2 separate regions of the Mus musculus genome follow, and region 2 is linked to region 1. A link is a contact called in ENCODE POLR2A ChIA-PET data. All regions are on one chromosome and are shown on one strand. Each heading gives the region's core, a stretch centred on a gene start or an enhancer-like site at or near the end of the contact. The rest is flanking DNA. Distances are from core to core; before and after follow the strand shown. Region 1 holds the start of Narf (nuclear prelamin A recognition factor). Region 2 holds the start of B3gntl1 (UDP-GlcNAc:betaGal beta-1,3-N-acetylglucosaminyltransferase-like 1).

Region 1 (5,326 bases), core at 585-3,084:
GAGCTCCTCGGGCGACTGCCCGTACTCCCGACATCACTGAGAATAATTTTAGTGAACTGAAAGTAAGGTAAACTCACAATGATGTTAACATTTTTATTTCTTTATGTTGTGTGTGCGCACATCCATAGTAGCAAGTGGAGGAGAGGACACCTTGCAGGGGTTTACCTTGCTTTACCTACTAAACCGTTTCACTGGGCCCTAAATTCATATTTCTTTTTGTTTTATGAGCGTTTTGGCAGCATGTGAGCAAATGCACTGTGTGTCTGTTGCCTCCGGTGGCCAGAAGAGGCGCTAGATCCCTCGAGTTGGAGCCCGGGAAGTTTCTAGCCAGTCAGTCACAGGTGCTAAGAACCAACTTTGATCCTCTGAAAGAAAGGCAGTGCTCTTAGCCATCATCTCCCTAGCCCCCTTATATTTCTAATGATATGTTTAAACTCAGCTTTTAGAAGGCACTGAAAAACAAACTCCATTTAACAAGCTAATTCAGAGAATTTAGGGCTGGGGATGTGACAGCCAGCTGTAACTTGGGGGCACTGTTACTGCTGGTCCAGAAACAGGCTGCTCTCAGTTATTAGAGACACTTCCCTCGGTAAACCATTATCCTATAATCTCATTCTATTATTGACATTCCAGGTCAAAGGTCAGTGGCCTTTAAGGGATGCCTGGTACTATAGTAAGTTTCTTTAGCTGTCCCAGGGGAGTTATATGTACATTATTACACAGGACGATTCTCTTGCCCAGCTGTGGATTCCATAGATAAGGTACATCTTTTGTATATTATGTAACTTGCCCTATTCTGTAGGTGGTGTGCAGCTATGATATCTACTTTATAAAGCTTTCCTTTAGCCTTCTTCCAGCATGCTGTTTGGCTCTAAAGCCGCTGTCCTTCAGGTAGGAGTAAGAATGCACTTATTTAATTTAAATTTGAATTGAGTCTGTCTTTGGTCTTTCCCAGGGGATTGGAACACAACAAAAGAATAATGCATTTAATCTGCCTTGGAGACAGGTCTCACTGTGTAGCAGTATAGGGCAGTGTTGGCTTTAATTTTATCATTTTCCTGCCTCAGCCTCCTGAGTGTTGGGTAATTGCCAATAGGCCTGCTCATCCTACCTGTCATTTTGTTTGTAGACAGGTACATGTGTAGTACTGGCCGTCCTGGAACTCAGAGATCTGCCTTGCTCTGTCTCCTGGGTTCTGGGACTAAAGGCATGCGCTAACTCGCCAAGATTCAAGGTCAGCCTACTTTGAATCTACACGCCAGACTCAGCAGCATTGCCCATAAAGCAAAGCAAGCCTGCTGCGCATGTGCACTTGTGCCGCACCGGCCTACGTGAGGCTTCGCTGGCTGGTCATGGCGGCGGTAGAGGGCGGCGCCGGCTCCGCCCTCCAGGAGACGCAGTAGAGCAGAACTTACGACGCTAACTTGATTGAGCGGGCCAGGCCGCGGCCACTGAGCAAGGCGCTCTGAGGTCGCCGCGATTCGGCCTCGTCCGCTCGGTCAGCGCACTCTTCCTGCCTCATACGCCCGCCTTTGCCAACTTTCCCCATTAGTCCTTAACCAGGCAAAAACTGACAGGAGGATATGTCCCGGCCGGGCAACTACTAGTCGAGGGACAAGCTCCACCCCCGTTCTCTGATTGGCTCCTGGGAGGGACCTGCCACTTCCTCACACTCTCATTGGCTTAAGCGGCGGAGGCGGGGTGAGCGTGCCATACCATCCTTGCACTCTTTTCATTGGCTCAGGGGTGTGGCTCATCTTGCTTAGGCTCTCTCATTGGTCTACTACAGTCCTTGGGGCGGGGCCTCCGTGCAAGAAGACAACAAAGGGTCGCAGGTCGCTAGCGGGCGGCAGGCGGCGGTGTTCCAGTCTTCCTTACTCCTCACAGCTTAGGCGCGTCGGCCTCCTGCCAGTCCCACTCCAGATGAAGTGTGAGCACTGCACACGAAAGGTGGGTGCGTCGTCCGGCGGGGCTAGGGGCGAAAGCCAAGGCTGGAATCGGTGGTGAGGGTCGGGCTCAGCCGGGTGCACCTTGCTCTGTTATGTCGGCCTCTGACAGCCATCACCTGTCTGCAGAGGACTGGGCGGCGAGCTGGCTGTTGTCCACTGCAGGCGAGTGCACCGCCGGGACTGTCCGTGGAAGCTACTGTTCTGGGGCCGGGGATTGATCTCAGTCCCGGCACCCTGTTGTGGAAGTGAACGATTAATAAAGTAATTAGAAATGATGCTTTGAGCGGCTCTTCTACTTAAACAACAACAAACTTCAATACAACGAAGTGGAGAAGGAATAAAGGGCAGGCAGGCCCTCCTGTCCTGCTCCACTAGGTGGCTGAAGTGACTGACAGCTGCCTCACTTGCCTTCACACGTGATGCATGTGCAGGAATCTCGTTTGGTTTTTTGTTTTTTTACAGGAATTGTATCATATCCAAATACTCCATACGTTGTTTTTTTTTTTTTTCAGAGAATCGCCTGTAATCTTGTGTAATAGCCACATCTAAATGTTCTTATATATATTACCGTTAGATCACTTCCTGTTCTTCATTACTACTACAAACAATACAAATGGAGGGTGTGAGTGTTTATGTGTACCCTTCTATAAGTATGGATGATTTTATTTTGTAGAAAGGGTTTCTTAGAAGTAAGATCGACTGCTCAGGATATGTTTTGGTTTTTGGCATCACACTAAATTATTCTTGACTGAGCTCGGTGGTACACACCAATGATCCCAGTGCTTGAGAGACTGAGGCAGGAGCTCAAAGTTAGACAGTGCAATTTATCAAGACCCTATCTCATTAAAAAAAAATATGGTAGCACACATCTTAATCTGAGCACTCAGGAGGCAGAGGCAGACTTTCTGTGAATTTGAGGTCAGCCTGGTCTACATGGTGAGTTCCAGGACAGCCAGGACTATGTAGAAAGACTTGATCTAAAAAGGAAAAAAATAGATAAATAAAAATAGAGAAAAGAAAAATAATTTTCCTTTCTAACATCCCCCATCCTTTTTTTTTTTTTTAAAGGAATGTAGTAAAAAATCAAAAACTGATGACCAGGAGAATGTGTCCAGTGATGGGGCCCAGCCAAGCGATGGGGCCAGCCCAGCCAAGGAGAGTGAAGAGGCAAGTAGATGCTTCGGGTTTGTGTCAGCCTAACGTGAGCGTGAGTGGATCGGGTTTGTGTCAGCCTAACGTGAGTGTGAGTGGAGTGGCTACTGTTGTTTCTTCTGTCCAGTCTTATACTACCTTGCACTTCACTGCTCTAAGAAAGACTGAAGTAAAAGTGGGAAGAGCCATGTATAGGACAGTCTTGAGTCTTCTCAAACATACCAGGCCAGGAACTGCTTGAGAAATAGGAATATTGTGGTACAGTGTTGAAACCTTATTCTATAAAATGGAAGGAACTCACATTCTGTAATGCATGCAGACTTGAGGGTCAAGTTCCATGATTCTTTAAGCTTGCTGTTTAAGTTAACTAAGCTGCTTGTTTAGTTCAGTTCTTGTTTCAGCTAGTTGTGATGCTTGTTTGTACATACTGTATCACATTGTATCACATATTGTATCACATTTGGAGCTGAGCTTCATACCTGTCTCACTTCATGCTCTGAAGAGGCTACTGCATGTGTCATGCCACACTATGGATTCACAGAGAAGGTTACAGTCACAGTTGTCTTAGAAAATATTAGGACTAGTCAGGAATGCTGGTACACCTTTGGAGGTCCAGCTCAAGGTCAACCTAGGCTGTATAATGAGACCTTATCTCAACACAAAAACTGAGGGAGGGCTAAGGATTAGTCAACTGATAGAGAGCTTAGCTAGCTAGCCTGAAATTCTGAGCTCAATCATTTCAAACAAACAAATTGATTTTAGAGCTTACTAGATAGCTCAGCCGGTAAAGACACTTGCCACCGAGTCTCAGGATGTCAGTTTGATCCCCAGAACCCATATATGACATCTGGAGACTTATGAACACAGGTGACAGGAAAAGACCAGTTTTTACAAGTCGTCTTTCTACCTTTACACCAACATATTGCACACACACACATAACATCAAACAAGAAAGCAATCAGTCAATGTAATATAAAACTTTTTTATGTAAGTGTAGAATTAATGACATTGGGGAAGTAGGTGGCAGGAATTTTTTTCCTTCGACCTAGTACTTCTGATGTACTGTTTAATCTGATGGGCATAGTTCTGGCCCTCCTGTGTGTCCAGTGCTGTCCTTTGTGAAGCAGGCCTCTGGGGAGCAGCAGTGCACCAAGAGGCAATGGTCCCTGGAGTCCTGGATCAGTTTGGGCCAATGCTTTAGACACCAGACCTGTACCCTAATGCCTACCCTGTCATATAAAATCCCATTGACATATTAGGGCATACCTTAGAAGGGGAGGCCTGCCTAGACTGCACAGTAAAGTTCCATCTCCAAAAATAAAACAACCCTTTTGAGGCCCTATTTCTTATCAGTGTTGTGAGGCGTTGAGTTTCTTCCATCCCAGGGTTCTGGTAAGGATGAGATAAGTTTGAACACAGTCTAACCAACATCTTGGCAGTTTAGTGTGGGCATAATTTTTAAAAGGCTAAGGGATGCTGGGTAAAAGTTGGTAGACTGGGCCCTGAAGGTAAGAATTGAAGGTAGGATGGACCATCGGATAGATGTCTGCACTACATAAATGCCTGGTGCCCGCTGAGATCAGAAGAGGATGTTTGATCTCCTGGAATTGGAGTTATAGATGGTTGTTAACCACTGTATGGATGCTGGGTATCTAACCTGGGTTCTCTATACTGCTGAGCTATCTCCAGCTCCTATTTATCTATTTTACTTTTTTTAAAAAAAGATTTATTTATTTATTTATTATATGTAAGTACACTGTAGCTGTCCTCAGATACTCCAGAAGAGGGCATCAGATTTCGTTACGGATGGTTGTGAGCCACCATGTGGTTGCTGGGATTTGAACTTGGGACCTTTGGAAGAGCATTCGGCGCTCTTAACCACTGAGCCATCTCTCCAGCCCCCTATTTTACTTTTTGAGATGGTCACACTTGCTATGTAGACCCTGCTGGCCTTGAGTTCAATGATCGCTTCAGAAGTCCTGAGATAAAGGCTTGTGTCATTAAGCCTAGTATCTTTTTTTTTTTTTTTTTTAAATCTGTGTATATGTGGCCTCCCCCATCCCCTCAGATGTATGCTTTAGGATAGGTTACACAAGCGCCATATAGAAGCCAGGGAGCAGGAGGAGAATGGATGGAAGTCACTTAGAAGACAGCATCAGCTTCCAGTGCCTAGCTAGACAGCCCAAGGCATAGCGAGATGCTGGGCTGACCTGGGGACCCTGGTA
Region 2 (4,921 bases), core at 1,466-3,965, 440 kb after region 1:
ACCCTATCGTCTCTCAAAGACAACACCTCCTAAAACTCACACATGGATTAGGCTCCACCTACAAACTGGGGGTGGATGCAAACAGAGACAGCAATAAATCCTTACCAAAGAGGGAGAAACCGACTGAATGGGAGCCAGTGATAGGCAGAGGCAGACAGATCTCTGAGTTCTAGGTCAGCCTGCTCTGTGTGTGTGTGTGTGTGTGTGTGTGTGTGTGTGTGTGCGTGTGTGAAGAGAGAAAGAGAGAGAGAGAAGACAGACAGACAGACACGGAGACCCACTTAGTTCTTAGTAGACAGTAGACCTAATCACGAGCCCTGGAGATTACCAGGATGCTATTTTCCACCAGGATACTTTTCTCCAGATTGTAGCAATACGAAATCATTTAAGTTTATAGGTTGCTAAGAAACCATAATTACAATTCAATATGTTACCTCCTCTGGGAGAAGGAGAGTCATGGCCTCCGATGACTACAGAGATTCCAGAATCTTCCAGTTTCACCTTCCATTTTTCAATGATGGCCCTAGACTTGTCCTGTAAGTATGACACAGCAGGTCAGGGCACTTCCCTCAGATGTGTTCTGTAAAGTATTGAATCACCCAACAGCAGGCCCGTAAATACCTTGCTGGCATCGTTAAAAACAGAGAGCTCCATGGCACCTTCAAAGTCTTGCTGCAAAACAGACATCAAGCACTCATCCAACCACTGCTCAGCGTTGTGCACGGGGAGGATGATAGACTAGAATTCAGAGAAACGGGTTAACAAACAGCCATGGAGAACTGCCCTCTCTTCAGCATCCAGAAATGTTTATCCCACAAGATGAGGCCCTGGCCTTCAGGTCTAGAACCATGATGGATGGGGCAAGCCCAACAAACCAAAAAAATGTCTGTTTCTCCTCTCTAAGCAGTTGGCATTCATTTGGTCCATAATATTCAATAGGTCTTAGGTACCCCTTAGGATCGTGATGCTTTTAAAAATTGTTCCATTTATTCATCCGTTATTGTATGTGTACACATGACCATGAGGGCCGAATTCAGGTTATCAAGCTTGGTGGGACGTGCCTTTATCCACTGGTCTATCTGTCCCCATTTCCTTCTAGATGCTTTTGAAAGGGGGGGAAACCTTAAAAGCATCAAAATGACCCCTCAGTCAGTGGTAGATTCGTGATTCTGATCACTAGGCAAAAGCATCAGCATTCTGGTTAAACATCCCCTGCTATGAGAACCAGACTCCAACAGTGACCCCTTTATAGGGGTCATCACAGCTCATCAAAGAGCCAAGCTGGACCAGGAGGGCGTGGAGAGGCCCTTAATCTTTATTCAACACTTGAATTCTGGCACCCTCACTTTTTCTCAGGGAATCTCACAAAGCCAAAGTTCCTAAAGTAGTATGGAATAAAATCACTGAAACCTGATAACCAAAGGAACCAGGAACTGCCTCAATTTTATATGATATAGTAAGTAGTAAAGAACAGCCAAGAAATTAACAGTTGGCCTCACCCCCCCACCCTGAATTAATGTGAAAAAATAAAACTGGACATGTTTCTGAGCAGGAAAACCAATAGGCTAGGTAGATGTGAACATATACATACATATATGTACATGTTACAAAGCTATATATAACACAAAGGCTATATAATCTCTACAGACAAGGTCTACATATAATATAGGCAATATCTACATAAATCACTGTAGAGGCCATCTATGTATAGTGTACTTTAAATTACTGAATCTGAACACGGTTATAAGAATCTTATAAAGGAGTGTTGAAGACACCGTCCTTTACAAATGAAGCGCTCTTTGAGGAGCTGATGATCCCAAAGTGGCATTCTATCCTGTTTGTGTTTATTCTGAAAACATGTTGCTTAAAGGCTTTTTATTTGTTATTTATTTGAGCTATTGGGGATTGAACCCAGGGTGTTTCACATGCATGTCAGAGTTACACCCCAGTCCTCTGGACTTACTTTGTAAAGGAAAGAACTTTCTTAATTTTCTCAAGACCTACAAGATTTTAACTGAAAAGGGGTGTTATGACTCATATTTGTTATCAGTAAGTGTGGCTCGGACGCTGGAGGGTTTCAAGGTTATCCTCAGCTGTATGTGCTGCAGGCCAGCCAGAGCTACAGACCTCACAACTTTAAAAAAAAAGATATAAATTTCTGACAAAGGCCTTGATTTACCGGTTTCCAATTTCAATAAGACTGGCATGAAAAATACAATCACTTGGCGCAATGCCTGTGAACCACACTTAATGCACCCTGGCCTGAGACATCTAACCCACCTGCTAGGTATTAAGATAGGTGTGGCATGCTGGCGAGCAGGGATATGGCGGGAGGGGCGCTAGTAGGTGTGCAGGTTAGTGTACGGTATGAGCTCGGACACATGTCTACCTCGAAACGGAATGGTGGGAACCCTCCAAGCTGAGGTTCCCGAACCCGTGGCAGCGTACAGCGGCTGCGAGCCGGAGACAAGATGACTACCGTGGAGGGAGAAACAGCAACAGAAGAAGGCACAAGAGGGCGGGACCGCGTCTCACCCGGCCATACCTACCACTAGGGCCAGCGAGCCGCGCGTTGTGGCGTTCTCGGAGACCTCCATCGCGCGGCTCCACTGCCCTTTTCCTGCAATCGCAGTCCTGCCTAGGAGGCCAACGCATGCACAGCAAGCTCCAGGAGGCGATGCACAGACTGGACCGCTTCCGATTGGTGCAGAGCCACGTGGCTCGCTAGGGACTTACGGGTATGGGAGGGCTGTTAGGGGAACAGCCACGTTCTATTGGTGTAGAGACACGTCAGTCAGTAAGGGAAGGCGGTCCTTCGAGCAGAATGCTCAGGGAGGCGGCCCGTCGGTGTTCTCTGGATGGTGGAGCGGGAGGGGCGAGCCGCCGTTCTCGGCGGGAGCAGCTCGGGCGAGGGGTTCCGGGGTGGCCAGAGCTGAGTGTGTGGGCGGGGCCTGGCCGAGCAAAGGGTTGGGCTTCCGGAGTCCGTGGGCGCCCCTGGCTTTGCGCCTTCGTCCTTCTCACTTGCCTCTGTGGCTTCTTGGCCTGCGGAAGTCCTCCTGCCCCACCTGACGGAAATAATCGCAAACTGAAGTCCGCAGCCAAACTAACGTTATAAAAAAACTTAAGAACGGGGGGAACTTGTGGGGGGACGCCACCCTGTGCAAGTAGGTGGTTACTTAAAAATCCCACCGCAGGTTGGGCCTATGTAACTTTAAAAAGGAAAATGCCAGTAAGCTTAAAGCAGGCGACATTTCATCAGAATCTTGTTTGGTCTGACTGCTCCAGACAAGGAGGAAGGACCCCCTCCTGGAGGAAGGTTCTGGGTCTGGACTGGGTCTGTCTGGAGTGAGCCAAAGGTAGATAGTTCTCATGGACCCAAGGCCCTCGTGTGGCCTGCATTAGGACACATGACGCTTGGTCAACGCCAGATAGTTGAGTTCCTATGCTACACAGAGATTCATTGTCCCGGGGGATACTGGGGAAGGAAGTGTTCTATGAACTGTGGGAGTCCCAAAGTTAGGCATCCCACAGAACCAAAAGGTTTCACTAAATTACTTCCAAAGGACGGGTGACAACCTCTGAGCTGCGTGGAACCCAGATATTGATAAAACACCTGATTACTTAATGTAGATAACCCATGTACATTTTGTTTCGTTAGTGCTTTTCTAACTTAATGCTTGTGTCTGCAGTTTCTCCAAATGGTCATCCTACAACTAGAAATATATTTTAAGATGGCATATTTTGGTCATCCACACCCTCCATTTGTGAGGGGTGACACTGAGGTCACCCACTGGCCTTGGCACCAAGCAGCCCTCAAGAGTTTCCACACTTAAAAATAGCAGGAGATGGGTGGAAGAGATGGCTCAACGGATAAAGACAGTTGCTGCCAAGCCTTAGAACCCGACTTTGAGCCCTGGGACCCATGTGGTATCAAGGAGAGAACCTACTCCCACAAGTTATCCTCTGACCTCCGAACATATAGGGTATGGTGCACAACCCCACACACCCCCAACACATGCGCAAAATAAAATGTAATTTAAAAATAGCAAGAGCTCTCAGCAAAGCTTTAGACTGCAGTGCTTTTCAAAATCTTGGTTAATTTATTTTATGTATGTGAGTGTTTTGCCTGCATGTATGCGTGTGTGCCACATGCCTCCCTGGTGCCCATGAAGGTCAGAAGAGAGTGCCAGATCCTCTGAAACTGGAATTACAGACAGTTGTGAGCCACCAGGCAGGTGCTGGGACTCAAAACTATGTCTGCAAGAGCAACAAGTGCTCTTAACTGCTGAGCCAACTTTCCTGCTCTGGGCTGCTGCTCATGCATTCAAATTATTATTATTATTATTATTATTATTATTCTTTCCTCAGTAGAAAACAGTGGCCTACTTTTTCGCTCCCCAAAAGGAAAGAACCTACACTGTCCCTGGCAGTTCTGCAAAGGAACCGAGTACCCTTAGCAATCTTAACAGCTTAACTTCTGGAGATGCAGTAGTGCCCAACCTCTTTCCACAGTCTGTTCTAGGCATTGCCAAACTTTTTCCTACCTGTATAAACAGGGTGTCCACCCTCTTCCACGAAGCTGGAGCAGAGCTATGATGGGACCTTTGCAGGTCACTGTGAGAGAACAGAGCTATGATGGGACCTTTGCAGGTCGCTGTGAAAGCTCTCTAGCTCACCTCACATAGAGAAGGTGAGCAGGAGCTGTGTACAGTGGGTGTGCTGTGTCTAGCAGTATGCTGCCCCTCTTACCTGGACTAACCCGCTCAGGTTACTACTCTTAAGTGCTCTAAACTAAGGCATATGGGTGTGTCTGTGAGCACCTCTTTCACAGAAAAATAAAAGTTTTGTTTTAAAAATTAGATCAAATGCAAAATATTCGGTAGCTTGTTACAAAGCAAAGCACTATGTCATGTATGATATT

The links. ChIA-PET counts read pairs that join two places held with the same protein, here RNA polymerase II (POLR2A).
Region 2: POLR2A ChIA-PET joins it to region 1 with 15 read pairs in embryonic stem cell. The contact joins the promoter of B3gntl1 here to the promoter of Narf in region 1. POLR2A ChIA-PET finds 5 or more read pairs at or near these places in 2 of 5 experiments (Patski and embryonic stem cell).

The regions. Positions count from the first base shown.
Region 1 is chr11:121,235,402-121,240,727 of GRCm38, forward strand. Narf (nuclear prelamin A recognition factor) reads left to right here and starts at 1,835. Exons shown (of 11, transcript NM_026272.3): 1 at 1,835-1,950; 2 at 3,018-3,116. The coding sequence starts at 1,924.
Region 2 is chr11:121,670,436-121,675,356 of GRCm38, forward strand. B3gntl1 (UDP-GlcNAc:betaGal beta-1,3-N-acetylglucosaminyltransferase-like 1) reads right to left here and starts at 2,716. Exons shown (of 13, transcript NM_178664.5): 1 at 2,550-2,716; 2 at 622-738; 3 at 435-534. The coding sequence starts at 2,597.